7 separate regions of the Homo sapiens genome follow, and all the other regions are linked to region 5. A link is a contact called in ENCODE Hi-C or POLR2A ChIA-PET data. All regions are on one chromosome and are shown on one strand. The core of a region is the stretch at or near the end of the contact, and the rest is flanking DNA. Distances in the headings are between cores, read along the strand shown.

Region 1 (2,966 bases), core at 58-2,557, 8.6 Mb before region 5:
CAACAAAATGTCAAGATTGGGATTAATGGGGCGATTATAAGTTTGTTGAATTATTAACCAACAAGGCCAGAAAATCAATGTGCTGTCCTAAATATGGTTTGTTGCATTACTCTCAAAAGGTTAAGAAGACACTGGCCTGGTGTTAACAGGGGCCTTGAATTGAACATATTGCATTTTTCTTTATCGGTATGCTCCGATAAAGAAAATGTTTTTATGGGTATGAGGAGCATACCCATAAAAAAAATGCAATAGTACCTACAACTCTTTCGGGAACTGACTGTTTTGAAAAAATAACAGTCAGCTGCCTTTTACGGGGGTTGGTGGGGAGGTAATTATCTAAATATAAGGTGGCAAGTGAAAACTAGTTACCTAAGAAATTGCATTACTTAAGAGAAGTCGCCAAGGTTCACTACATCACATCTTTCAAATCTTAAATGAGCACCTTTCCTCACATTATCCCTTTGTCGGAAGCAATTTCTCTTTACAACTATTCTGGCTACCTCAGACCTCCATCCAAAATTCTCCTGAATCCTTCATTATCGACAAAGCCTGGAGCAGAACGCAAGCATTCCTTTCTGAAAGCACACATACTTACTGATCACTGCTTTCCAAAAATGCATCTAATGCCCAAGCATGAAATTACAAGCTTGTTCTCTTATGTCTCAGCCATGAAAACAAAGACCGTTCTTCTCATCCAATTCAAATGGCGGGAGGAACCTTCAATTAATTCTAAATCAGGAAGGAACCTCCCCATCTCACTTCCTAAATGTTTGTAAAAGATGTCTTCTTCAGCCAACCTCCTGCCTTCCAGGCACGGCACCCCAGAACTACGGAAACAGTACTCAGGAATCAAGAGTGGCCAAACGCTGCCAATGGGAGATAGGAAACTCGTTGATCATTGGTAGAGAAACTCGGCACAACGCCGAGTCACGGTACACGGTGTCTTCGGCCTCGCCCAGGGACACTTGGTGACCCGAGGTCGAGTTCCAAGTCGGAGACAGATTTTGCGAGTGGATAAGACGGTAAGCCGGGATCCCAGGGCCTTCTCCAGCTGCACTGGGTGTCAAGCGCCACGGGGTTTGATGGGGACTCCTTCTGGTTCCACCCTCGCCCACTCACTTCTCGGGCTGGCCATAATGCTGCACAGAGCCCCGGCCAGCCATTAATATCAGGCGCAGGAGAAAACCCAGTAAAATCACTTACCAGTCTTCCACCTCCGGTGCTGATCTAGCAAGAGCCTGACCCGCTGGCCAGACTCAAGCTCTGCACCAGGTATTACCACCCTGGCGACGGCTCCGGAGCGTCACTGACAACCACCCGGAAATGGTACTATCGCTTCCGGGGCTGCCTAGCGCGCGGCGGGAAATTGTTTCCCAGAGCCCGGATTCGTGAAGCAGTTGAGTGCTGCAGCGGCAGTCGTCGCCCCTGCCGCCGCTGCCACCGAAGGAAGCATCCCAGACACCGGGAAGGTAAAGGGGCTCAGCTAGGAAGACACAGTGTATTCTGTCTCTGTGGGGATGTTTCTTCGCCGGGCGGTACCTCCGAAGTTTCTGCCTCCCGGCTGTGAGGCTAGGAAGGAAGCGGCTGGGGTGAGCGGCAGCGGTGTCTGGCTCTCGCGCTTTCTCCAGCTGCAGTTCGTTCCAGCTCTCCCGACTTCGCGCTCGGCGCCGGAGTTGGTGGGCTGCAGCTGCAGACCCCGCGACGCTTCGCCCGTGCCGCTGCGGGGACTGCCACCGAGCGCCCCTCTGCAGTACTGGGCTGAGCCACTTCCCCCGCTTCTGCTTGCGCAGCTCTGCCGCTCGGCCCGCCGCCTGGAAGGCGCTAGGCCCCCCGCGTCTCTCGTTTCCATAGAACCCATGGGGACGCCTCATCCTGATACCAGAATTTTGGCTGCTTTCCATAACTTAGCGTCTGCGAAGGTGGCTGGGATACCCCAGGCCCACTTTCCTGTGACGAAGAAAATTGTGTCATTCTTTCCTCTCTAGTAGAATTTTTTTTTTTTAAACTGCTAAAACGGCAGTGATCCTATCTCTGACTGCTATAGGCCTTTAAACACAAACATACACACATACACTTTTCGCTGAAGGGAGGGTCTGTGTTCCTGGGGTTTATATTTCAGCTGCCTGAAGGCTGGAAACAAGACTGAGTGGCTATTTTAAGATTTCTTCCACTTCCAAAGCCTCAGATTAAATATTGACAAAAAAAAAATTGGTCCGTCTCGGGTACTTCATATCATTATTTGACTCAGGAGTTAGATGGAGCTTGATTTTGGAGGCGCCAGCCTCTTTTTTGACGAATGACTTTATTAAAAAATTTTGTTGTTGTTGTTGAAATATTGGGAATGAACATTTGAACTGAATTTACAATGTATGTGTGACAGACAATGCACCTTGTGGACTTTTTGGTTTATGTTATTCCGTTGTGCCTCAATTCTTGGAAATACCTGTGGATGTGCAAGATGTTCTCATTATTGGAAAGTTTGATTACGTATATTGCAGGTGTTCAATACCTAAGTTGCTAGTATGAGGTGAATTTATATTAAAGAGTATATTTCTTTATTTTCTTTTCTTACCTTTCCTTCCTTCCTTTGCTTTCTTTCTTTCTTTGACAGAGCCTTGCTCTGTTGCCCAGGCTGGAGTGCAGTGCCTATCGGCTCACTGCAACCTCCGGCTCCCAGGTTCAAGCAATTCTCCTATCTCAGCCTCCCGAGTAGCTGGGATTACAGGTGCGCGACACCACGCCCGACTAATGTTTTGTATTTTTAATAGAGACAGGGTTTCACCATGCTGTCCAGGCTGGTCTCGAACTCCTGATCTCAAGTGTTCCGCTCGCCTCGGCCTCCCAAAGTGCTGGGATTACAGGCGTGAGCCACCGGGTAACTCTTGAGTATTCTTAATTTAAAGGAACTAGGATGTTCAAATACTTGAATGTTTAAGTCAATTTTATTGTAAAGACAGCGAACCTTC
Region 2 (3,205 bases), core at 405-2,904, 7.6 Mb before region 5:
TTTGAGACAAATGATAGACTATCTTGAGAAACACTGAAATGATACTGGCTAGGAAAATCACTGAATGATGAACATTGCTCAGAGAAGGCTCCCTGGAAGAAGTGCATTATAAACTGGGATGATGTGTGTGCATAGAAAAAGGCCTTGGATAAAAAGTTCTAAAGGGAGAGTATGAAAATCAAACCAGGATTTTAGATTTTCCAAGGCTATCACTCTAGCTTTCTTAAATGTCCCACCAGGAACACTTATTCCTATGTCTCCACAGAGCTTCCTTGGGCTCCTCTGGACAATACTGGCATAGTATAAAAGGAATTTTTTCTTAGGTGATGGATTTATAGTCAAGGCAGGCATTTATGCTCGAAGGTATCTGAAAAGCATCGTATATCCACTAATTCATCAACTCAACACATACCCACTGATAACTACAACCTGTCAGACCAGAGCGAGGCACCACAGAGATGATGATGAAAATAACCAAGGTTTCTGGCCAAAGGACAACAGCTTGGGAAATGGGATTCCTACAGCAGCTGGCAGGACTATCATGGAACCCACCAAATCTTCCTAGGCCATGAATCTTAAAGTTCCAAATGTTTCCTCAGATTGGGAATGTGAACCCTAGACAACACTCATACCTCCCTGGCCCCCAGGCCAGGAAGTACAGGAAATTCTACTTTCACCATGATTAACGTGGAGGGTGCATAAAAAGACAAATGGATGCTTCCAACAGGGAAACTAAAATGTGTTTGTGAGGAGACAAGGCTAAAATGAAAGCAGCAACATTTAATCTAAACCATTTCCTGTGACTTGGATTTCTTTTTTAAAAAAATTGGCCGCCTTATCACTTTCTTAGTCACCTTTTCTCTAGGCTTATTGGAGGCGTAGCCCCTCCTAGCAACTTCCCATCTGCTGGAAAACAGAATCAAGAGAATGAGGAGTGTGATGACGCATCCTTCACTGGATGAAAATATTAGGAGAAAAGCAATAAATGCACTACCATTTGCATAAAACCTATTAATGCCCTCTTCAGACTAATGAAATGAATTTTACATCACCAAGAAAGCAGCTGTGACCCACTGCTCCTAGTATTTGGAACGATCTGCAACACTGCCACTCCTAAAAGCAACATCATTGACTTTAGTACCCTCTAATTAAAATACTTTCATTCTTGGACAGAGAAGACACATCTTGATCAAAATTCAGCTAATAGGTCTCCTCTTTGCTCAAAACGCTGTTAGGTTTCTTGTGTTCCTGTTTTTCTCATGCTCGTGCAGATCCATGGCATTTCAAACCTTTAAAATAAAAACTAATGTCTTTTCTATTTTTTTCCTACTGGCAATCACATTGGGGTGGTGGGGGCGTGTGGTACAATCTCAGTCAAGAGGTCCTCTCTTGTGTGGGTGCTGGCATAACACTGGCCGTATACAATGGCCAAGCAAAGCGACATTCTGTCCTGCTGTGCTTTACACGTAAATAGAGAATGGATGAGGTTCTCAGCGCCCAGGGGTCCGCGGCTTCCGCGAGGGTAGCGTCGGGGGCCGCTGCAGAGATTGGAAGAGTACCCGCCGGGAATGGGAGGGAAGACGCGGGGAAGGTGGAGAATAGGAATCATGTGTGTTCCTCGAGTGTACAACCCACATTTGAGTGACAAATCACGAGGACAATCGACAAAAACAACTAAGCGCAAAGCCGCCCGAATCCATCTCCCTCTCTGTGCGTGTGCCTTTTCAACTAACTTTGGGAACTCGTATAGACCCAGCGTCGCTCCCCGCGCCGCCTCGCCTCCACTTTGGTTTCCCGCGTCCTGCCCGCCCTCTTCGGTGCCTCCTCTTCCTCCGGGACAAGGATGGAGGATCTCTTTAGCCCCTCAATTCTGCCGCCGGCGCCCAACATTTCCGTGCCCATCTTGCTGGGCTGGGGTCTCAACCTGACCTTGGGGCAAGGAGCCCCTGCCTCTGGGCCGCCCAGCCGCCGCGTCCGCCTGGTGTTCCTGGGGGTCATCCTGGTGGTGGCGGTGGCAGGCAACACCACAGTGCTGTGCCGCCTGTGCGGCGGCGGCGGGCCCTGGGCGGGCCCCAAGCGTCGCAAGATGGACTTCCTGCTGGTGCAGCTGGCCCTGGCGGACCTGTACGCGTGCGGGGGCACGGCGCTGTCACAGCTGGCCTGGGAACTGCTGGGCGAGCCCCGCGCGGCCACGGGGGACCTGGCGTGCCGCTTCCTGCAGCTGCTGCAGGCATCCGGGCGGGGCGCCTCGGCCCACCTCGTGGTGCTCATCGCCCTCGAGCGCCGGCGCGCGGTGCGTCTTCCGCACGGCCGGCCGCTGCCCGCGCGTGCCCTCGCCGCCCTGGGCTGGCTGCTGGCACTGCTGCTGGCGCTGCCCCCGGCCTTCGTGGTGCGCGGGGACTCCCCCTCGCCGCTGCCGCCGCCGCCGCCGCCAACGTCCCTGCAGCCAGGCGCGCCCCCGGCCGCCCGCGCCTGGCCGGGGGAGCGTCGCTGCCACGGGATCTTCGCGCCCCTGCCGCGCTGGCACCTGCAGGTCTACGCGTTCTACGAGGCCGTCGCGGGCTTCGTCGCGCCTGTTACGGTCCTGGGCGTCGCTTGCGGCCACCTACTCTCCGTCTGGTGGCGGCACCGGCCGCAGGCCCCCGCGGCTGCAGCGCCCTGGTCGGCGAGCCCAGGTCGAGCCCCTGCGCCCAGCGCGCTGCCCCGCGCCAAGGTGCAGAGCCTGAAGATGAGCCTGCTGCTGGCGCTGCTGTTCGTGGGCTGCGAGCTGCCCTACTTTGCCGCCCGGCTGGCGGCCGCGTGGTCGTCCGGGCCCGCGGGAGACTGGGAGGGAGAGGGCCTGTCGGCGGCGCTGCGCGTGGTGGCGATGGCCAACAGCGCTCTCAATCCCTTCGTCTACCTCTTCTTCCAGGCGGGCGACTGCCGGCTCCGGCGACAGCTGCGGAAGCGGCTGGGCTCTCTGTGCTGCGCGCCGCAGGGAGGCGCGGAGGACGAGGAGGGGCCCCGGGGCCACCAGGCGCTCTACCGCCAACGCTGGCCCCACCCTCATTATCACCATGCTCGGCGGGAACCGCTGGACGAGGGCGGCTTGCGCCCACCCCCTCCGCGCCCCAGACCCCTGCCTTGCTCCTGCGAAAGTGCCTTCTAGGTGCTTGGTGGTCAGAGACGGGTCATCTGTCGCTAAGGCGCAACCTCCAGGGAACTC
Region 3 (3,368 bases), core at 869-3,368, 6.4 Mb after region 5:
TGTGTGAATTTAATAGCAGTTATAATTCAGTAACATGAAAATTAAAATTTTGTTTGATTCTCAGCATAATTCTTGTTGCTACAATAAACCAGAGCTTTTGGAATTCTGCAGAATATCTCTGGTTCTCATACCATAACTCTGAGAGTTAAAAAACCTGTGCTTGTCATTTCTCTTTATAACCACTCAAAAGCACGCAAAAGAATCCATCCCACACCAGTCTTTCTAGTCATCTTTATAACCATAGCAGTCAAGTGTAGCAGCCACTTGGGGCCCCAAGGCACAGGCTTCAGTTGGCACTTCATCAGGATCAACCACAGGTAATTGCTTAATTGAGATGCCCAGCATGTCATGAATTACATTTCCCTTTGGCAAGGAGCTAAAGCTCAAAACCTCAATCAAACTGACCTTTAATCCCATCTTTGCAGGTCTATTTCTTGGGACTACTCCCGGGACAGGGAAGGCTTAATAAAAAGAATTGTTAACTATAATAGAGGATTAGAGTAATGAAGGATTCACTAGCAAGAAGAGAACTTTAAAGAATATAGCAACAGCAGCTATAAGGAGCTAACCTTATAACTAACTCTTGGGTTGAGAGACAGAGTGCCCAATGAAGAACCTCCCCAATTCCTCCCAGGGCTAAGATCTAGACGTTTTTGGAGAGGGCATGACCTGGCTCACTGAATGGCAGAGAAGTCACCATTGGGCTACGTCTGCAAAGCTTGTGGAAGATGTGCCCTCTGCAACTTGCTGCAAATGCCTCTAGGGTGCCAGGGAAGTTATTCATGGGGTAGTGTCTCACCTCCTCTACAAAGCTCCTAGAGTTGGGCATGTGAGAGGAAATTGCTAGTTACTGAGCACTATAGGACCTTGGCAGTGGAGAAAGCCAGGTATGCTGCAAAAGCTTATCAATACACAGAAATCAGGAAGCAAAATCCTTTTTTTCTGTAATGTCTCTTCAGCGCCCTCTGCTGATAAAGCTTCAGTCCCAGAAGGCAAACGAAAAACTGTTTAAAAGGCTCAGATCCGTTTTTACAGTGCAGTCAAAAAGGGCGAATTTGGAGCTGAGAGGCAATAAATCAATAACTGGCAGAAGCATCACTTCTCAGATTACACTCATGGATTTCGTAGTCAGATGTTTCTACATGTGCCTGGACGGCCCTTTGTCAGTCTCCTTTCCCCCAGGTTTTAACAGGCTGTCACCAAAGGAGGAAATAGTGAGCCCGAAGAGAATGTGCAAGCCCTCTTCTCTTGCATTTCCTCCAGCCCGTCACCAAGTACTCTTCCAGGCACGCCAGGCCCGAGTGTCCTAGGATAGGAAACCTGAGCAACAAAGGGAAGTGGGGTGTAAGCTCAACCCCTGTTGGACGTGGGGGTGCTGGCGCCTGAACGCCCCCGAAGGCCTCAACTCCCAGAAAGCTGCCTGCCAGGTCACAAGAGCCCTGTGAGGTCTTCCTATCGCCGGGACACTGGGAGGCAGGCGCGGGGCGGGTCCGCCGGGCGACGCGCTGTGATTGGGCGCCGTGGGGCCCGCCCCCTCATCTCGGAGCGTCGGGAGGGGGCGGGGCCAGCCGCCCGCTCGGCTCAGGCGCTGCGGGCGCCTATTGACCCAGCGGCTGCTGCGCCGCCGCTGTCTCCTCCTGCTCGTGGCGGGCGGTGCTGGAGCGCCAAGTGGCGCTGGAGAACCGGCGCTTCCTTTCGCCGCTTCCGCCGCCATCTCCGCGTTTGTGGGGCGGGAAAGAGGGAGGGGGCTAGCGGCTGCAGCTGGAGCGGGCTTCTCTCCGGGGACGGTCCTTTCCTCCCTGCTCTCCTTTTCCTTCTTTCCGCGTTGCCGCCGCCCGCCCCCTGCGCCTCCCCGCGGAGCCTGGGTCCGGGAGGGGGAAGGTAGGGGCGGCGGGGGGCGGGAGAGTCTGGCGAGCGGACGCTAGCTCTGAGGAAACTCATCAATCCGTGAGCCCCGGAGTCCGGGGTGCACATCGGCCCAGCCGCAGCGTCGGCGGCGGCGGCGGCAGCAGCACGAAGGGGCTCAGTCGGGGTAGGCGGGGGCGGTGCCGGTGCCGCGGGGGCGGGCCCGACCGTCCCGCCCAGAAGTTGTAGGGCTTGGCTCCTCGCGATCTTGTTCCTTTCCCCTCCGCTTCTCTGACCTAGCTGCGCGGCCCCGGCCCGGGAGCTGCCGAACCCGCGCCTCCCCTGGGTGAGGAGGACACGCCTGCCCTCGTCGAGAAAACTTTTCCTGCCGACTCAGTTGGGGCGGCGGTGGCAGGAAGTGCGGGCAGCGACCTCTCCTCCGCCTGCCCCGCGCGCCCTGCCGGAGGTCGGCGCTGAGCTTGCGATCAAGTTTGTGGGGGCCCCCCTTCCCAGTTGCCGGCGAGTCTCGCCTCGAGAGGGGCGCCCGACCCCGGGGAGGGCGGCAGGCCAGGGCGAAGGCCAAGGGCGTGTGGTGGCGCCGGAGACTAGGTGCGGAGCAAGGCGGGGACTCGCACCCGCATCCGAGAGCGCGGAGGTCGCGCAGCCCGGGAGAAGGGAGCCTCCGGCGGCTGCTTCCTAGAGTCCACAGTGCGCTGTCTCCTTTGGCTGAGGAGAGTGTCCTGGCCCCGAGTCTATCGAGGAAAATGAAGTTAAGCCGCCAGTTCACCGTGTTCGGCAGTGCGATCTTCTGTGTGGTGATTTTCTCGCTCTACCTGATGCTGGACCGGGGTCACTTAGACTACCCCAGGAACCCGCGCCGCGAGGGCTCCTTCCCTCAGGTAAGCACCTGGGAAGGGGGCGCGGGGCTCCGAGGGGCCAGGCGTGCGGGCCCCTGGTTAGCGGCTGCTACCCAACCTCTTCCTCCCGCCGCGGCCCCACACCCGTGCTGGGCGAGGCCAGGGGCTCTGTAGCTCTCGGACGGCAATGATCACCTCCTGGGAGCCACCTCGCCCGGGCGCGCCAAGTTAACAAAGTGCTGGGCGGCGTGCGGCGGCGGCGGCGGCATCATCCCGCTCAGGAAAGTGGCCATGTTCCGGCATTCGCACCCGGCCTGTTGGGGTGGCTTCGGGCACCTGCTGGCGGGGGAACGGGCGCGGCGTGAGGCACCCCCCGCCAGCCCGGGGCCCGCGTATCCCGGTGGGGTCGTTCTCGGCTCTCACAGGGTTAAGCCGCCCGCACCAGCCCAGAGCCCCTGAGCGCACGGAGTCGCGGAAATGGATCAAACCGAACCCACCTAGGCTTTTTTTTCTTTTTCTTCCCCGCTGCCTCTGAAGAGAGAGAAGTTTATTTCGTGTTGCGGCCCTTTTAGATGTGAATCTCTAGGTTGATTTTAGTGTCGTCATTCTTCAGCTATTACATCTGGTTTGTTTGTGGCAGACAGGGGGAACCGAGTGGGGAAGCGC
Region 4 (3,001 bases), core at 502-3,001, 6.1 Mb before region 5:
AATGATTATTGATATAGGAGGAGCCAAAGAAGTAAAAGGGAAGAGAGGCCCAAGAAAGGGTACCAACACTGGTGAGATTCAACTGAGACCGGAATGTCATATTTAATGACTAAGTCATTTCTTGGTGAACTTTACAAATAATTTAAATATTGCAGCGCCAATGTTTTGGAAGATAAATCTGGCATCATTTTGATGTCTCACCAAAACCTTAACTTTTAAATTTAACTTATTTTCCATGCTTTGTCTCTGCCTCCCCCGTCCTCTAACACTCTTACTTTTGACCCCTACTTCTGTCAGAGACACTAAGGAATGAGTGTGCTGAGAAAGCAGGAAAGGAAGGTATCTTTCCGAAGTGATAGTAGGTTTTCATAGAGAAAGTCCAGCTGATTAGAAGAATCTACATGAGAGGCAAAGTAAACATTGTCTTCCAAATTTCACACTGATTTTGCATTTGATAGTTTAATACTTAAGCGCTATTTAAGATTAATTTTAAAAATCCAAAACTTGAAGCCTTAACATAATGCAAGAACCAGTGTGACTCACATCGCATATCCTATTACATAATTACACAATATAGGTAGTCCTTATCATGGGGTTCACTCCTTACCAAAAGATAACGGCTCCTAAATAAATGTACAAATGTCTTGATCTATATATTAATTTCTGTGCCATAAGACTGAGGCCATAAAATCAGATTTTGTTACTCCCCTGATTAAAAACATTTAGTGGTTACCCCCACATTCTTTACCAAACCTCCAAGGCTCTGTAGTACATAATTTCTCACCTTTTCCGCTACATCTCCAACCATTAGTGTGCATCTCACTTTGCTCCAGCCACATTACATTGGCCTTTCCTCTCTTCAAAGACTTTTCTGTCTCAAGGCCTTTGCACTTACTACTGCTGTTTCCTCTGCCTCCAACTCTTTCCAAGGACTTCACTGGGCTGTCTCTTTCTCACACAGCTCCTATTATTCCCCCATTCATTCTTTCATTTAGTGAATATTTATTGATTGTCTACCAAAGGCCAATAACTTGTGCCCCTCCTCTCCACCAGATACATATACTTTCTATGCCATTATCCTTTATCATTTTCATAGCATTTATCCATTATCCTATTTTTCGTTTACTTGATGATCTGTGTCTCTCTCTCCACTTGTCTGTTTGAACAAGTGAACCTCCTAATGTTGCTACTAAAAAACCGACAAATATGTGTTGACTGAATGAATCAGAAAGACTGCTATGCGACTGAGTCTGTTAGTAGGGAAGTCAATATTATCAAATCTCGGGGGGGGGGGGGGGCTTAAACCTTTCACAGCTGGTCGGAAGCTCAGGATCAGAGAAGTTTCCAGGCCACAGAGATGCAAGCGTTTCTCTTCAGCGCAAAGCGAATAGCAGCAGAAAAGAAAACAATTATTAGAAGACGGGACCTTTGCTCTATCTGGGGGAAGGTAAGCTCCCAAACAAAACCTTTTTAAAAATCCGACTTTCTGAATGCTCTCTTCTCCATTCCCAGCTTCTGCCACGTCCCGGGTCCCAGAGTGTGCCTGCTCAGATCCCAGAAAACTTGCAGGAACAGGAAGAGGTCACACAGTGTTAAGGGGAAGGGAGAACAGGAACGGCGGGTTTCTTACCGCGGTCAAGACCCTGAAGTCATCTCGGCTCATGTAACGCAACTTGGCCACATTCACTTTCCCCATGGCGGCCCCAGTCCGAACCCAGATGCCTCTCCGACGACAGCCGCAAAGCGTAAGGCAGGTCGTTATTCCAGCCTCTAAGCGCTTTACAGCGCCAGATGGCTCGCGCACGCGCTGCGTCTTAGTATAGGTCCTTGTTAATAGTTAGAAGTGCTGTTCTCATTGATATAGGAAAATAAAACTACTTGTATGTCTTATGAAACACATAGTATGTAACAAGTGAACGTTTTATTTTTGTGTAATTTTTGCGTTGTGACTGAGTTGGCGGAGTGTAGATATTCTCTACAATGTGCCTTTTTTTTTCCATATCTGTCAGGACTTGCTGCCTCAATGACACGTTCCGCCTCAGAGAGCAAAGTGGTTACTTAATGGGAGGAGCAAATTTTTCCCGCAAACAACTTCTACTCTAGGCAAAGTGACTTCCAACAAGACAGGGGTAAAAGAACCTGAGCTAGAGTCCAGACAACCAAATCTGTTAAAGGTAAAGTGGACTGTAATCACACAAGCACGCCCTCTACTCCTAATTGCGCCTGCTCCGGCAGCTCCGGAGGGCGTGGTTAATGGAACTCATGCGCTTGCTCAGTACTTCTCTTAGGTTGGTCTAGGAGGCTTCGAAGTGCGCCTGCGCTGGTTGGGGTGGGAGTTTAAGGTGACACGTGGAGAGCGCGGCGGACGTCCTTACCTCCAGAGGAAGTGGGGATTTTGATAGTTCGGGCTGACCTACGCGGGTAGGACTTCGAGGGCCCAGGAGCGATTTAAGGATTTTAGAATAGTTACCCATACTGGCTCTGCAACTCCTCGATATTCAAGCCTTTGTCTGCTTTTTACTTGAATGCAGCATGTCTTTGATTAACCATCTTCAACCAATGAACATCTCCATTTAAACGGAATTTTTCTTTCTGTACTTACATAAGAAGGCATAGAAATGAATTTTTTTTTTATTTTTGAGACAGAGCCCGGCTCTGTCACCCAGACTGAAGTACAGGGGCGCGATCTTGGCTCACTGCAACCTCTGCCCTCTAGGTTCAAGGGATTCTTCTCCCTCAGCCTCCTAAGTAGCTGGGATTATAGGCTCACACCACCACGCCCTGCTAATATTTTTATTTTTAGTAGAGATGGGGTTTCGCCCTGTTGACCAGACTGGTTTCAAACTCCTGGCCTCAGGTGATCCGCCCCCCTCAGTCTCCCAAAGTGCTGGGATTACAGGCATAAGCCACCGCGCCTGGGCGAAAAGTTTTTAAAAAAACCAAGTGACTAACTTTATTTGTACAAATTTATGGGGTACGTGAGAAATTTTGTTACAAGTAT
Region 5 (3,296 bases), core at 209-2,708:
GCAAGTACAAGACATTCTTCTGAAAAAGTTATAAGATTTCAGACAGGAAGAAATGAAATTAAGTCTCTTAATATAAAATATACAATGTTTTGGAGGTGGTTTTATGAGAATGATCATCAGGACAATACACTATTGTGTCAAACAGATTATAATCGGAAATAATTCTCGGTGTATTCTCCTAATGTACTGATGCAAAAAAAGTTTCTTCATTTATTTATTCATATTATGTTGTGCTAGCTTCTATATTTTTGAAATTACATGCAAATCTATGTCGGGAAAAAAAGTAACTGATGTTTTGTAAAATTGTTTAGGGAACATTCCTTAAAACTTATTCTTCCCTCTACCTTCCTTTACTTATTTTAGGGCACATAAGCAGTAGCATAAAATGGCTTATAGCTGAGCGGCCTCCGGGAGTGGTTCTGTTGGACTAGAGGTGTTTATATATTTTTTGCCTTTATATTATCAGGAACATATGTAGATTCTGGAACAAGTGTGAATCAAGACTCGTTTAAACTTATATTAATCTACTCCAGATTTATGTCTTTTATGTTAAGATAAAGCATTTTGTCTTTTAAAAAATAAAACTCTCTTGATTGGACACTGGTACCGAAATTTATAACACTTATAAACAATTTTGGGGTTCACCGACTGCGTACACATTCAGCCTTAGCCACTCAGTAGGCATATGACCTAAACTTTCTGCATTTTTAAAATGTGGATCATAATTGGTTACTTCCTCACAGAATGGTTATTGAGAGATGTAAATTTGGATATGCATGCCAGTAAATATTCTTATTGCTGAGCTTAACCAGTTCGGCAGAAATGTACATGAATTGAGAGAAGCAAATCTTCATCAAAGAAAATAATTTATTACAATAATAGACAAGATCAACATTTGTGCAAATTAAAAAATAGTTAATCCAATCAGAATCTGAATTTGAACTCCCCCCCCCGCCCCACCCCGCCACCTTCACTGGGTATTACGAGTTTTCGTAGACTGATCCTATAATTTTTAATTTCATGGCCTTCTAGTTTTCTGTACTTTTGCTTAGTGCTGAGCCCTTTAAGCAGAGACTCACAAGTGACAAATATCAGCACACCACTTAACTGAGGAAGCCGGAGTGTTCCCAGGTCCGCAAGTTGGAGCTCTTTAGTTGGAGTGCTGGGTTTAGACTAGAGAGCGGGTGTTGCGACTCCTCCTCCCCACCACCAGTCAACAACCCCGCCCACCCCCGCCAACTTCTTCTGGCCTCTTAGCGCCTTTCTGCAGCCAGCCGGCCCGCCCTTCCTCCGGGTGTCTGAGAGCTGGGCGCAGGAGGCGGGCTCAGCGCTGACGGGCTGCGCCTCTGCAGCCAGAGGGAGGAGGCGGGAAGGCGGGCGGAGGAGGAGGCGGAGGAGGAGGCGGAGGAGGGGGCGGGGACTAAGCAGGGCGGTAGCTGGCGCCGAGCGCGGTGGGAGAGGAGAGGGTACCCGGCTGGCTCGGCTGGCGGCCTCTGCCTGGATCTCGGCGCCGCAGTCCTGCGCCTCTCCCGCCCCTGTCTCCCGCTCCGCAGCCCCGGGCACGGCGGAGGCAGCGGAGCCCTGGGCCATCGGTAGGTTGCACGGGGACGACGGCTCCGTCTGTAACCTTTTGTGCTGCAGAAAAGGTGGTGGTTATGGGGGGCTTGGGGGAGTGGGTTTGCCCCAGGCTCCGATCCCCAGTGCCAGCCCTAATCGCGGCGCCGCCCCTTCCTCTCCGCCTCGTGTCTGGGCCGGGCGCACGATGCCCGCGGTGCTGGGGAAACCCGGCCGGACCAGCTTCTGCGATGGGCGGCGGGGCGGCCCCAGCGTCCCTTGGCCTTGGTGGACCGGTTCCCAGGCACCCGAAGGGGACTGGGGTCTGGTAAACTGGGTGGGGCCCGCGCGGGGTGCGGGGAGCTTGCGGTTCCCTGGCACAGGGGTGGGGCCGCAGACGCCGTGAGTGTGCAGCGCGTGTGAGTGTGCGGGGGCGTGCGCCCCCGTGTGCGCGCGTCGTGCGCTCGCTGGGGAGGTGCGGGGACTCGGCGACCCGGAGCGCCTCTCCCGCGGTGCCGCGGTGCGGAAGTCGGGGCGCGTTGGCGCGCACGCTCGCTCGCTCCCTCCCTTGGCCGCTGTTCCCGCACCGCGGGGCAGCGGGCCTGGAGGCCCCTTTGAGAAGTAGCTTTCCCCGGCCGGCGGCACCTTTGGCTGCGTGCCCGGCCGCGCTCAGGGTGCGACTGCCCGGGTCAGATAGCACCTCAGGGCGAGCCCCGGCGGTCTGATCTCGCCGACCCTCCTCGTCCTGGTTGCAACCCGCGTGCGAGGCCGCCCGCGCCCTCCGAGTGTCTGCCGGTGCAGTGGGGGTGGACTGGCCGGCTGTGGCCGTGTGTGCGCGTGTGGATTGGGGCCCGGTCCGAGCCAGAAGCTTAAGCGGCAGATGTCGGGCATTGCCACCCTCGCCCCACCTGTCGCGGGTGGACTTTGGGGCAGGTGGGAAGCGGAGGAGAGGGGTTTCGAGGCGGGTGGCAGTCAGACCTCCAGCAACGCGGCCCCATTGTGAAGCTGCCAAACTCTCTCTAGTGGTGGAATCTGCAGGTCTCCGCCAGAAAGGAGATGGGAACGCGAAGGGAATGATGGCCCCGTCCTTTTCCCCTTGCTAGTGTTCCACACGCTTAGGGACTCCCTGCCTCTCCTTCCACCTCAGTTTTCAACCCAGTGGGTTACTGATTTGGGTGGAACCAAGATTTCCGTGTGTGTGTGTGTGTGTGTGTGTGTTTGTGTGTGTGTGGTGCACAGGTAAAGCTGGAGCTGGGAACTTTTTATTTGAGCAGGAAGAATGGAGGCATTTTACAGTGTGCTTGCCGCTCCTAGCTGAAAGAACAATTCTTGCATATTTCTGATGTTACTAGACTCATTTTCCTTTTTTTTTTTTTTCCGAAGAGCCAACCTACAATTTAGGGTTGTTAGTTGTTTTATTTTCTCAAATCCTGTAATGCTGGATTGACACTATAGAGGTAGAAATGACCCTTTTGCAAAGTTTATTTTCCCAGTCATTTCAAAATATAGTATTGGTTATTACGGCAGAAGCTTTTGGCCGCGATTTATGATTACACTATTAAGTTTAATGAATGTGTCACAGAATCCTCAGTGTTTTAATTATGTAACTGTGAATGCATTATAAACTGAAAAGTAAAATGAACAGGATGGAATATAAGAGTTAATGAATACAGAGACCTGTTAATTTGATAATAATTGATGTATAGAATATGCTTTTGCTAACAGTTTATTTAATTGCAAAT
Region 6 (2,700 bases), core at 1-2,500, 6.6 Mb before region 5:
CCTTCTGGCCGGCTGTAGTGGCTCACGCCTGTAATCCTAGCACTTTGGGAGGCAGCACTGGGCAGATCACTTGAGGTCAGGTGTTGTTCGAGACCAGTCTGACCAACGTGGTGAAACCCCGTCTCTACCATTAAAAAAAAAAAAAAAAAAAAAAAGCTGGGTGTGACAACGCGCCTGTAGTCCCAAGTACTTAGGAGACTGAGGCAGGAGAATCGCTTGAACCTGGGAGGCGGAGATTGCAGCGAGCAGAGATCGCGCCACTGCACTCCAGACAGAGCGAAACTGCCTCTCCAGAAAAAAAAAAAAAAAAAAAAAAAAGGCTCTGCCTTCTCTCTCTTCAACTGTCTAAACCCCAACGCTGCAGAAAGCGGTGACCCCAAGTCCCAGAATGATGATGCTACTGCAGGGTAACAAACAGGTTTTCTGTCAGGCCTGATTGTGAACCAGCAGCAACTGCAGGCTGACAGTTTCTCACATAAGCACGTAGGGCTTGTTAAATTTCACTTCCAGCCCCAAACCAGGAAGCGCTGTTTAAGATGAGCCCAAGAAGAAAGCAATCTAGCTTCAGAAACAAAACTCGCCAGACTCTAGAAAGACTATAAGGGTTTAAATTTGGGACTGTTCTCCGTTTTGCATTGGAACCTATGTTCTCCTCCCCATAAAAGTTTATTAAAATTCGAAACTGCCAAAAAACAAAGTAAAATCATATAAAACATACACAGGCGCGTGCACGCACGCACACACACACAGACCAATTTGTTTTTGTGATCCGCTTCCTTATCTAGACTGTCCAGGCTTGGGCCAGATTTGAGTTGGTAAACTCTCGCAGCTAAAGCGGAGCAGAATGTAGAAAGAGTATCTACTTCTCCGGATTGTTGGGAGGAGGGTCGAAGCGTAGACTGGCCACGCCCGGGTCCCGCTCTCTCGTTGCACAACTGCAAGCTAGATCTGGGCATCGAAGGAGGAACGCTGCAACCTCCAACCCCTTCTTTCTGACCAACCGGGACCAGAGCAGTGCTGGGGCCGGGGCGGGTCACCGGGTGAGGACCGGGGCGGAGGGTGTTAAGTTACAGGGCAGGAGCCCGGGTCCCTCCGCGGGCAGGAAGGGGAGGGCCCATCGGGGCTAGGGGAACCCCGGCGCAGACCTGGGGTGGGGTCGGAAAAGCTGTTTCATCGCCCGCTCCCGGGCCCTCCGCTCCCTCCCTCCCTCCCTCTCTCCCTGGCAGGACTCCCCGCCAGGCCTCCCCGCCACTCTCCGCGGCGCATTCCGGGAGGCAGCGGCCGCAGCGGCCTCGCCATGTCCCAGCCCGGCCAGAAGCCCGCCGCCTCCCCGCGGCCCCGGCGAGCAGCCGCCGCCCGCCGCACCCATGAGGTGAGTGGCGCTCCTGTCGGCGTCGCGGGGCTGGGCGATGGGGTACCGGGTCCCGGAGCTGTGGCCGCCCTCCCTGGGCGTTGCCAGGCTGGCGGGTCTGCAGTCCCCGGCGCCCCCGCGGGGCAGGGAGAGGGCTAGGGGCTTGGCCGCTGCCAGGCAGGTGGCTGCAGGTGGCTTCGGTTCCCCGGCCGGGTCCAGTGCGCTGGGCGTGGCGTTGGCCGGGTAGAGTGGAGGGGGGGACGCGTCAAGAAAAGTTGGCTGGTAAGACGTGGGTGAATGAGGATGAGGATGAACGGGGAATGAGGTTCACTCAGGACCCCCGAGTGAGTGGGGTGGTTTCACTGGACAGCGGGATGTAGTCTTCCGCGCTAAGGCCGGGCCGCAGGGCGTGGCTGCCTGGAGACGCAGAGCCTCTTCCCTAACCAGCCTCGAGCCAAATTGGGCGGGCGAGGAGGGGCGGGGCCTGCGCCGGGCCCCACCCCCAGGGTTCTGCCCACCTGGCAGCCGCCTTGGGATGTGCGGAGCTCAGTGCCAGCCCGGTCCCGGCCAAGCGGAGTGTGAGCCCGGCGCCTCCAACGCAACACCCCGCGCCCTCGCCGGCTCCCCCGCCGTGCGGATCGGAGCCAGCCGGTTGTTGCCATGGCATTCGCCAGCTGGTGGTACAAGACGGTAAATAGGAGCGGTTGTGCCTGGGCAGGACCCGGAAGGGAGTGTGTTGGAAGGGAGTGTGTTTGCTTTGCCCTTCTGGGCGTGCGGATGAAGCGTTGTCCGGGGTTTGGCGGGGAAGGGGTGCGGACCGGGTGCGACCTCCTCGCAGACCTTCAGGTTAGGCTCGGGGAGAGGCAGGGGACTCACCCTCTTGTGGTATGTATGAGCGCGCCCGAGCGTGCGCGGCGCATGCACCTCTCTCGCCCCGATGTCAAGCACTATGCTCTGCTGGCGCTCACAAGTGGGATGGAACTGGAATTGTTGCTGGAGGAATTCTGTCTAGGAGGTGGATTCCTGAATGCACTAGGACGCAGCTCGCAAGAGCTTTGATCTAGAGTTCTTTTTTAACCCCTAAGTAAAGTTCAAAACTTTTAGAGGGCGATTGTTGGACGTACATTCGCCGACGCAAAGGAGAGGCAGCTGCAATGTGAGGCAAGGAGAAAATCCCAAACATCAAGGGGCAGAAGCAACTGAGATCTGAGACCAAGACCCTTGGAGAGAGCGGTGGAGGGGTGGAGGAAAGAAAGCGAGAAAGTGAGAGAGGGAGGGAGAGAGAGACAGCGCGCACAAAAGCGAGCTTCTCTGCACTTTATTACTTTGGATGAGGGACAAGAACATTC
Region 7 (3,015 bases), core at 132-2,631, 5.5 Mb after region 5:
ATAACGTATTCACCAACCACATCTTTCTACATTTTGATTCCCTTTGTATAAATGGAGAAATTCTAAGGTTCTTGGGAAAGGTATTCAGTCATGAAGCAGTCTCCAAAGTTGTATTTTGGCCTTACCTAACCAAATTTTCATTCATTTCATTCTTATTGACATTACATATACTATAACATTTGATGTTCACAGAAAATTAACTTCTATTTTAAGAAGTTTACTCACAGAACCACAGTTTGTGCATTTAACAATCACTATGAAATACATATGAAACATTAACCATCATTTTAGAGAACAATTTAAAAACTCCGAAGTAACTACTTTCCTTAACTTTGTCATCCCAACATTCTGGGTATAGGCATTGTTGGAAAAATATAATTAAAAACCAAAATCTCCCAACCCAGAAATCCTCTCCACAAACGTTAGTAGACAAAACACTTTTATTACTGAATAAGCATTAAACGAGACTGTGATACACATCACAGGCAATTTGCTAAGAGATTGCAAAGACAGAAATCTTGCCCTTTTGTATAGCCAAGTATATACGACCCATTACATACACGTTTTCAAGTTGAACAATAACTAGTCCTCAAGTAAGAGGACCTGACATTTGTGACATTAACTTTACTTAATAATTGGGGTGACCATCTGTGTTAGTTAATTGGTTTTATCCAGAGGAAAAACAAACTTCTCCTGTCTTTATGACGGAAGGTAGTTTTGCAACACGGAGCAAGTTGCTCACCGAAGTTACGCTCCTACTCTCTCACAGAAACTGGGAGATAGGGAAGGATGCTACTCCGTTGATATGTGCAGCATTTCAAAAAAAAAAAAAAAAAAAAGGTCCAGAGACATTCCTGACTGAGCATACAGTTGACAAGACCTATCTAGTCCTCAAGTGGATTTATACACATTTCAAAGAGTTGAGAAAGTACTTAACAATTAAGAAAGTACTTAAGTTTTCTAAGACAAATGCTCGGAGAGAAAGGGACGGGAAATCTCATCCTCCATTTTCAATAGGGAGAATTAAGCCTCTTATTTAAAATTTTTATGTTGGTTTTTGTTTATTTAGCTTTAAAACAGTAGACTTAAAAAAAGTCCAACTTAAGATTTATGTTTTTTTATGTGTAGGGCTGTTCTCTACGGTTAAATAAATAACCCTGCTTAGAGAAAATATTCACCACTCTTCTTTGGCTCCTATGTAACTCAGTTTTTGAGAGGGAGGGGAAATACCGGATTGACGCTATGTGGTTCAACCAATGCAAAAGATAACACCGCCTTAAAAAGTCTACTACAGGAACATGGGAGGGTCACACCCTCGAATAATGACGCATACCTATCCTACTGTTACTGATCACCTAGTAATAATCTTGTAGTTCACATTACTCATTTTTCACCAAATTCTTTTGGTGAAGGACGCTTCAGAAACGGCCATCACTGAAGAGCAGACCCGTTTGGGTTCTCCACGCATTCTAGACTCCCGAAGAGGTAAGAATTTATTATAGGGGGCCACTCCCAGGACCTGCTGTATGCTTTTAAACATCCATTACAATTCCAGCATTGAGTTTCTAACATTTTTAGGCAGGCTCAGGCACTGGGAGTACAGGATTGAAAGACAGTTCCCGTCCTTAAGGGACTCAGAGTAAACTGGAGTTGCTGAAAACCATTCTAAAGCAATCCACGTTAATAACAGATACAAGTAAAACGTGGGAACGTACAGGAAAAAGTGACCAATTCTGAGGCTGAAAAGTGCCTATTTTAGGGGTGGGGGCCTCGCGGCCCTAAAGCAGCTTCCCTTCCCGGAGATTTCAGCTCCAGGGATCGCCCAGCGCCCTCCGGGCACACTTAACATTTTAATCACGCCTCCGCCCCCACTCTCCGAATTCCTTTCCGGCTGCCGACCCGCCGAGTAGTCCCTTCCAGGCGGCCTCAGCTTATCATCGCCGGTCCGGCCACTTCCCGGCCGCGGCCAGGCGAGCCTCCCAAAGTTTCCTGTGAGGCCTTCGTCCGTCTCCGGCCCCATCTCACCACGGCAGCCCAGGACACCCGCTAGGGAGGAGCAGGTTACCGAGGCGGGGAGAGCGGCACAAACGCGCAGACCTCGGGACTCCACCCGGGCTGGTGAGCGAGCCCAGAAAGCGGCGACCGCAGCTCCGCGTCTCCACTCCCAGGGCCCGCAGCTTGGGCTAAGCGTGCGCCCACCCAGCCTAGGGCCCAAGTCCTGCCCCTTCGGGGACCGGGCCAATCGGCCGCTCCCCGCCTCCTGGGAGGTAGTGGAGGAGGGGGCTGAGGGCCGGGCGGCTGCGCCCGCCTTCCGCTCTTGCCCATTGGCTGAGGCCTCGAGGGTGCCCGGAGACCGGAGTGCAGCGGGATTGGTTGCAGAGGTTCGTGACAGTGGCGCCTATTGGCTGTGGCAGCCCCCGTGACGCGGGGTGGTGACTGGCTCCGGAGTCTGAGGGGTTCGGGCTTGTCAGGTTCTAGGTAGGTGCGTTTCGCGCCGCCGGCGGTAGGCGCTGTTGCCCGGGGCAACGCGGGGGGAGGGGGGAAGAGGAGGGAAGGCAAGCCTAGAGCGGGGGCAACAATGCCTGCCCGCAGAGGGGCGCCCGGGATTCGGCCAGGGCGTTGGGGGCTGTGCCGAGGCTCTTCCTCCGCCCTCAGCCAGCGCCCCCCCCAACCCCCGTCCCTGGCTGCAGGGTCATCCGCTCATCCTCCCGCCCGCAGCAGAGCATTCCTGGTTGGGGCTTGGGCCGGGCTACACACCCAGCCCCACGAGGGCCGCCCCTCCCACCATCCCGGGACCCGAAGGCTGAGGGGGCGGGTGCCGGCGCGAAAGGGCTGTGGCGGGCGTAGTGGCTCCGCCCCGTCGCGGGGTCTGGGGGCTGATGGGCGTGAGGCGGGGTGGTGGGGGGACTGTGGGCACCACCCAATCTTGCCTGTACCCTCACCCCTTTTCTCGGCGGCACTCATCTGGGCGCCGCCGTCCCGCTACGGGGGCATTCTCAACCCCTGGTATTCCCC

Evidence for each region. A loop is a pair of places that touch in the nucleus more often than their neighbours do. ChIA-PET counts read pairs that join two places held with the same protein, here RNA polymerase II (POLR2A). Pooled maps may share reads with other maps.
Region 1: a loop to region 5 is called in a map of B cell, with 23 times the contacts of the local background. The contact joins the promoter of KIAA0825 here to the promoter of MACIR in region 5. A Hi-C loop is called at or near these places in 2 of 168 maps with a recorded cell type or tissue (B cell and naive thymus-derived CD4-positive, alpha-beta T cell) and 8 of 50 pooled maps.
Region 2: a map of CD4-positive, alpha-beta memory T cell shows a loop between it and region 5 (9-fold over the local background). The contact joins the promoter of GPR150 here to the promoter of MACIR in region 5. A Hi-C loop is called at or near these places in 2 of 168 maps with a recorded cell type or tissue (CD4-positive, alpha-beta memory T cell and naive thymus-derived CD4-positive, alpha-beta T cell) and 4 of 50 pooled maps.
Region 3: a map of B cell shows a loop between it and region 5 (28-fold over the local background). The contact joins the promoter of MAN2A1 here to the promoter of MACIR in region 5. A Hi-C loop is called at or near these places in 1 of 168 maps with a recorded cell type or tissue (B cell) and 6 of 50 pooled maps. POLR2A ChIA-PET finds 5 or more read pairs at or near these places in 2 of 52 experiments (B cell and OCI-LY7).
Region 4: a map of B cell shows a loop between it and region 5 (20-fold over the local background). The contact joins the promoter of RIOK2 here to the promoter of MACIR in region 5. A Hi-C loop is called at or near these places in 4 of 168 maps with a recorded cell type or tissue (B cell, CD8-positive, alpha-beta T cell and naive thymus-derived CD4-positive, alpha-beta T cell), 1 of 37 single-sample maps with no recorded cell type and 10 of 50 pooled maps.
Region 6: a loop to region 5 is called in a map of CD4-positive, alpha-beta T cell, with 13 times the contacts of the local background. The contact joins the promoter of CAST here to the promoter of MACIR in region 5. A Hi-C loop is called at or near these places in 3 of 168 maps with a recorded cell type or tissue (CD4-positive, alpha-beta T cell and naive thymus-derived CD4-positive, alpha-beta T cell) and 9 of 50 pooled maps. POLR2A ChIA-PET finds 5 or more read pairs at or near these places in 1 of 52 experiments (HEK293).
Region 7: a map of naive thymus-derived CD4-positive, alpha-beta T cell shows a loop between it and region 5 (14-fold over the local background). The contact joins the promoter of FER here to the promoter of MACIR in region 5. A Hi-C loop is called at or near these places in 1 of 168 maps with a recorded cell type or tissue (naive thymus-derived CD4-positive, alpha-beta T cell) and 6 of 50 pooled maps. POLR2A ChIA-PET finds 5 or more read pairs at or near these places in 2 of 52 experiments (AG04450 and activated T-cell).

Annotation. Positions count from the first base shown.
Region 1 is chr5:94,617,297-94,620,262 of GRCh38, forward strand. KIAA0825 reads right to left here and starts at 1,308. Exons shown (of 21, transcript NM_001145678.3): 1 at 1,204-1,308. It overlaps SLF1 (SMC5/6 complex localization factor 1), which reads left to right and starts at 1,373. Exons shown (of 21, transcript NM_032290.4): 1 at 1,373-1,469. RefSeq lists enhancers at 322-1,186, 925-1,104, 1,415-1,594, 1,985-2,094.
Region 2 is chr5:95,618,433-95,621,637 of GRCh38, forward strand. It overlaps GPR150 (G protein-coupled receptor 150), which reads left to right and starts at 1,655. Exons shown (of 1, transcript NM_199243.3): 1 at 1,655-3,205. The coding sequence starts at 1,844. The coding sequence ends at 3,148. RefSeq lists enhancers at 1,211-1,826, 3,023-3,205 and silencers at 1,996-2,395, 2,486-2,535, 2,553-2,847, 2,556-3,005.
Region 3 is chr5:109,687,809-109,691,176 of GRCh38, forward strand. MAN2A1 (mannosidase alpha class 2A member 1) reads left to right here and starts at 2,119. Exons shown (of 22, transcript NM_002372.4): 1 at 2,119-2,744. The coding sequence starts at 2,610. It overlaps MAN2A1-DT (MAN2A1 divergent transcript), which reads right to left and starts at 3,291. Exons shown (of 1, transcript NR_186543.1): 1 at 1-3,291. RefSeq lists enhancers at 775-1,443, 1,203-1,302 and silencers at 1,413-1,702, 1,713-2,232, 2,263-2,472, 2,883-2,982.
Region 4 is chr5:97,181,496-97,184,496 of GRCh38, forward strand. RIOK2 (RIO kinase 2) reads right to left here and starts at 1,752. Exons shown (of 10, transcript NM_018343.3): 1 at 1,631-1,752. The coding sequence starts at 1,696.
Region 5 is chr5:103,257,305-103,260,600 of GRCh38, forward strand. MACIR (macrophage immunometabolism regulator) reads left to right here and starts at 1,459. Exons shown (of 3, transcript NM_033211.4): 1 at 1,459-1,592. RefSeq lists silencers at 1,120-1,629, 1,840-2,219.
Region 6 is chr5:96,661,126-96,663,825 of GRCh38, forward strand. CAST (calpastatin) reads left to right here and starts at 1,251. Exons shown (of 32, transcript NM_001750.7): 1 at 1,251-1,372. The coding sequence starts at 1,298. RefSeq lists an enhancer at 904-1,405 and silencers at 968-1,557, 1,748-2,027.
Region 7 is chr5:108,746,516-108,749,530 of GRCh38, forward strand. It overlaps FER (FER tyrosine kinase), which reads left to right and starts at 1,382. Exons shown (of 20, transcript NM_005246.4): 1 at 1,382-1,485. RefSeq lists silencers at 2,149-2,248, 2,329-2,388, 2,519-2,928.